Linked DNA regions of Homo sapiens: region 1 is linked to region 2. Evidence: read pairs that join two places in POLR2A ChIA-PET (ENCODE). Cell type or tissue: HepG2. All regions are shown on one strand. Links, peaks and the distances in the headings refer to the core of each region. The heading gives the core; the rest is flanking DNA.

Region 1 (2,817 bases), core at 197-2,696, 49 kb before region 2:
AAATGACTTACTATATATAAAGTGCAAAGAAGTGTATGTGGTTCCTAATAAGCCTTGCTCCTAGTAGTAATAATAATAATAGAAATAAAAACTACCTCAAGTGTTACGAAGACAAGTAGATGCAATGACACATGTAAAGCTTTGGGCACAGTGCCTGAAATATTCAAAGTGCCCTATAAAGGTTCCTTTCCTCCGTTCCCTTAAGCTGTCAGCAAAAGGAACAAATGTCCCTCCAGAGGTAGTGAGTCCACCATCAGCAGAAGCATTCAATCAGAAGTTGTTTAATCACATCTCCAGAATGTTATAGTAAAGCCTTGAAACTAGGTGAACACAAGGATTAGGCAATCCCTGAGCTCCTCTTCAAATAAAGATTCTGTGATTAAATCTAAAACTTTCGGAAAGGCCGTCAAATGGGAGTTGTGGGTAACCAAAACTTTCCTGAAATTTCCAGCTCATTTTCCAGGATAAATGCAGCCCCCACTACCCTACAAAGCACACCAAATATTAGCAACACACACACACACTCACACACACATGCACACATAAACACACACATGTACACAGAGGCATCATTCATACATCCTAACATAAATCTTTTCACCACAATGACCACGGTTGTCAGTGAAAGAAATACTCTTGTTCAGTCCAATGCACTTGGGTAGCCCAAATAAACAATAGTATAATACCCGACATTTATTCAGCACCCTTTGGGGCAAGGGCTCACACTTTATACGTATTTCTCATTTATCATGGCCACATTCCTGGGAGACAGGCTGCCCCTCAGAGAGGCAATGGTGTTGGGCTTTTGATTTCAGTCCTGCCTGGTGGAGAGCTGTTGCTTTTTGCATGTTAGAACATGCAGTACTTAAATGTCTTTCAGCCTTCCTGGGCCTGGCTGAGTGGCCTTTCATGAAAGGCTCCTGGTGTTGCATTGAGAGTTGCAGTGCCTCTGGTCTGGGCTGTTTCCCCTCACTACTGAAGCTTGCACCCTCATGGCTTAAGAACACTCGGGCTCTGAGTGACAGGCCTGGCATTGTGTTTCAGCGAGGGCATCCCCTTGAGAGTGCTGCAGCATTTGAATCCAACTGGAGAGAAACCTACGGGATCTTTGGAGGTCATTGGGAATCTCAGCCTGTGCCACTTACTAGCTGTGTGACCTCAGGGAAATCACCTACCTTCTCTTAGCTACCTAACCTAGAAAACAGGCCCAGTAAGACATGATTTGTGAGGCTTTAATGACACAACATGGGATAAAGCCTGTCCATTCCCTGTCATGTGGTGGAACTTGAATTTAAAATACATAGTATTATTATTATGATAGGCATAATCTTGCCTCCAAGTTATGGAGCTCAGTGTTTCCACACATCCAGTGTTATGGGCTCATTTATGTCCTGTTGAAGTCCTAACCCCCACAGGATATGACTGTGTTTAAAGAGAGGGTCTTTAAAGAGGTAATTAGTTAAAATAAGGTCCTCTAGGTGGGCTCTAATTTAGTACGAGAAGAGAGATAAGGAAGACCCAGATGCAGAGGAAATCTATATGAAGACACAGGGGGAAGGTGGCCATTTACAAGCCAAGGGAAGAGGTCTAGGAAGAAACCAACACTGCTGACACCTTGATCTCAAACTTTTAACCTCCAGAAAATGAGTGTCCATGGTTTAAGCCACCCAGTCTGTGGAACATTATTATGGCAGCCCTAGCAAACAAATATATCCAGCTTGAGTCCACAGACATAATCCCTAAACCTCAGGTCAGGTGATCCCTTTGAAAGATCAAGTAAATAATGTCCCAAGGTTCAGGAGGACACTTAAGCAAAGAAAAACTGTGATCATGAAGCAGAATATTTCCCTGATGCCTTCACAGGACTCACGAGAGGAGAGCCTCTTTTACTCAGCCCACCACTCTCAACTAGCAGGAGGGAGAGTGTGAGCAAATGGGTATGGGAACTGGAGTGAATGAGAGCTGGAACAATCTGGCTGCTTCAGCACCAGTGGGATCAAAGTTCACTCACTCAGACACACTGTGTTCTACTCCTTGTGGGAGGCAGCACACAGGTAAGCAGGTGCAGGAACCAGCCAGATGCTTTAGTGCCAGCAAGAGCAAATTCCATGTAGGCCCCATGGCAACGTCCAGGCAGGGGTGCCTGTGACCCCTGAAGCCTCACAGTGCTCTTTTAGCTCTGCCATCCATGGACGGCTTAAGTGTTAACAGCTTAGTGGGTCCTCTGCCTTTATTTATTTATTTATTTATTTATTTTTTATTATTATACTTTAAGTTTTAGGGTACATGTGCACGTTGTGCAGGTTAGTTACATACGTATACATGTGCCATGCTGGTGTGCTGCACCCACTAACTCGTCATCTAGCATTAGGTATATCTCCCAATGCTATCCCTCCCCCCTCCCCCCACCCCACAACAGTCCCCAGAGTGTGATGTTCCCCTTCCTGTGTCCATGTGATCTCATTGTTCAATTCCCACCTATGAGTGAGAATATACGGTGTTTGGTTTTTTTGTTCTTGCGATAGTTTACTGAGAATGATGGTTTCCAATTTCATCTATGTCCCTACAAAGGACATGAACTCATCATTTTTTATGGGTCCTCTGCCTTTTTGCGTGAGACAGCTGCCCCCTGCCAGCAAGGGCAAAGGGCTAGTGTGACAGCCTTTTGTATCTGCACTTGCGGCTCCTGAGCTCTTGTCTGGCATCCAGAAAAATGAGGTTGCGTGAACAAATTGAAAGATGGTAAATGAGGGGGATTTTATTGCCAATGAAAGTGGCTGTCAGTGGGAAGGGGAGCTCAAAAATGCATGGGGTGGA
Region 2 (2,817 bases), core at 280-2,779:
GAAATAAAGATGAATATAGCAGGAGTTCTTTCCTTCAAAAATATATGAAGAGCATACAAAAGTCACTTATTATACATATAAGGGTAATAGAAATATAGATGTCAAACACTACTTTATTAACAGTGAAATCAGCAACTGATAACCCATTACAGAGCTCTGCTGAAAATTCTTTAGGCACCTGAAGCTGAAGCTCAAGGCTGAAGCCAAACCTCTGCTCACCTAGACCCCATCACAGCTAACCCCTGGGATCTTACTTTGGCCTACAGCAAGGGGAGAAGAATTATTGGAAGTTCCAGAGTCCATTCACTCTGCCACTTCTCCATTTCAGAGAAGCAGAGACAGAGTAAGACAGAGTGGCAGAGAACGTTGAGATGTATTAGAGGAAGCCTAAAAGAGTTTTTGCTAATGTAACCAATCAGATTAAGAATTTCTTCTCCCTTATCTGAGAATTAAAGAATAGCACCAGGGATAAGAAATTGTGAATTTTTCTTACTTAGGATACTAGAGGAAAGGGAAATTAGACCCAAAATAATGAGTTAGGAAACTATTATACTTGGCCAGTTTGAGGGCTTCCAAACTATGCTTTTGCTTTAAATGATGGGAATACATCTGATAGAGAGAAAATGAGAAAAAACTCAAAATCATGGACTCTCTGAACAAAAAGAGAGCCTCAAAATAATGCCACAGTTTTGAAGTCTTGTCAGCTGAGGCAATGACTATTAATTTACTCAGCAAACATTTTTAAACATCTTCTATGTACATTCACTGCACTAGCCTTGTTAATTTACAGAAACAGACATAATTCCTGACTTCAAAAAACATCCATTTCCATGCCGAGCTATATCCATAAACACATGGAATGCAACATGCTAATTGCTGTAATGAATGGGACCAGGCGAATGTAGAAGAAGCACCTTGCTCCACCATGTGAAGAAAGACTCCAGTAAAAGAGAACATGTGAGCCGGCTCTTTGAAGCAGGAGAAAGGGCTGACTGAGCTAGTTGACTAAGTGGAGGGAGAAACACTGACTTGACAAAGGAAAGCAAGCATGGCAAAACCCATTGTGTCTGGAGAACCTGTTATTTATATGTCTATTGAGCTCCCAGCATGCGTGCAATACAAGAGTGAATAATAGAGTAAAGTCTCTGCTGTCATGAAGATTTCAGGTGGCTGTGGAGGAGGGGCAGCATAGATAATAAACAAACAACGATAGAGGTATTTTTAGAAACCAAATATGCAATGTAAAAAATCAAATGAGCTAAATGGTATAGTTCCAGCAGAACTATTTTATTTGGGACATGGGAGCGTCATCATGGAACGTGTCTTTTGGCTATGACAGCCAAACCCAAAAGTTAAGAAGGATTCTTAACATGTGAAGACAAGGGGGTTGAACACTGACCAAAGGGAGCAGTAAGAGAAAACATTCAGAGAGTGGAAATGACCTGGAAGACTCAAGACATAGGTTGAAGGCCCACATGGGTAGAGATTGTGAGTGGGGGATTAGGTGGAAAGACAGATGATCAAAGAGAGGAGAAGTGGCCACATCATGTAAATCCTACAAATGTTTGACACAGTAGAGGCACAGAGTGGAGCAACTACAGTAGTAGCCAGCAAGGCAGATTATAAAGGGCCAACATGCTTCACTGTGAAATTTGGACTTTCACCTGTGTGATAGTGATGTTTATGTGTGAACTGGGCCACAGGGTGCCCATATATCTAGTTAAACATTATTTCTGGGTGTTAGTGAGGATGTTTTCCAGAAGAGATTAGCATTTTATTTGGTGGACAGAGTAAAGCAGATGGCCCTTCCCAACTAGAGTGGGCAGAATCTGATTTACTAAGGACACAAATAGAATGAAAAGGCAGAGAAAGGTTATATTTGTCCCGCCTCTGCCTGATAGCTTGAGCTAAGACATTGATCTTTTCCTGCTTTTGACATTCCCTGGTTCATGGGCCTAACTCAGACTAGAATCTTCACCATTGGCTTTCCAGCTTTCAGGCCTTTGAATTGCACCACTAATATCCCTGGATCTTCAGTTTGTACATAGCAGAATAGAAGACTTCTCAACTTCCATATTTGTGTGAGCTAATACCTTATAATAAATCTAGATAGATAGATAGATGATAGATAGACAGACAGACAGACAGACAGACAGCTATCTCCTATTGCTTACATTTCTCTAAAAAATCCTGACTAATACCACCTGGAAAACTGCAATGTTATTCCCCTCACTGTAACTGGATACTGATATAAAGGAGCCAGATTGTGAAAAAGTTCTAACTTTACTTTTGTTAGCCAGTTGAGTGGATGAAACGCTATGACCCAGATAGTATCCAGCCTCTCAATATCTTAAAAATAGCCTATAAGGGATGTTTGCAACAGACAAAATTTGGGATTTACCGTCAAGAAATTATCTATTTGAGCCTAAAATCCAAACTCAACAGTCATCCAGAAAGAGGCAAATTCACAAGTTTTTTTTTTCTTTCTTTCTTTTCACAGGCCCCCTGGATACAGAATGTCCACTGTGAGCTAACCAGGAGAAAGAAATCTGGCTTTACAGTGCATGTAATCTGGAGAGCAAGGAAAGAAACATTTAAGCTGTTATTCAAACAAGTTTCATTCCAATTACTACTTTCCTCTCTGTCAGAATCAATTATTCTCAATGTTGACATGGCCATTGCTTGTGGAGGTGATTGGAAGATCTGCTTCCATATTTTTCTCCTGGTGTTTTCTCTTTTCTTCAGCTGTTTTTGGTTGTGGGTTGCTCTATAGCGTTGTTGTTGATTTTCCCACTGGAGCCAGCACCACAGTGTTGT

The links. Peaks named below come from ENCODE experiments on the same cell type or tissue, not always from the same donor. Only the 100,000 strongest peaks of a DNase experiment are listed, where the experiment ranks them.
Region 1: POLR2A ChIA-PET joins it to region 2 with 9 read pairs; 1 of 35 experiments calls an interaction of 5 or more read pairs at or near these places.

The regions. Positions count from the first base shown.
Region 1 is chr4:12,874,054-12,876,870 of GRCh38, forward strand. LOC105374493 (a long non-coding RNA gene) reads right to left here. Exons shown (of 3, transcript XR_007058047.1): 3 at 2,739-2,817. Among named protein-coding and RNA genes, the nearest start is that of RAB28, 610 kb to the right of the region's middle. In HepG2, for the core only: no CTCF peak of the experiment used is centred there; a DNase peak (open chromatin) is centred at 1,758.
Region 2 is chr4:12,923,415-12,926,231 of GRCh38, forward strand. The region is part of intron 1 of LOC105374493 (a long non-coding RNA gene); the gene reads right to left. Among named protein-coding and RNA genes, the nearest start is that of RAB28, 560 kb to the right of the region's middle. In HepG2, for the core only: no CTCF peak of the experiment used is centred there; a DNase peak (open chromatin) is centred at 1,677.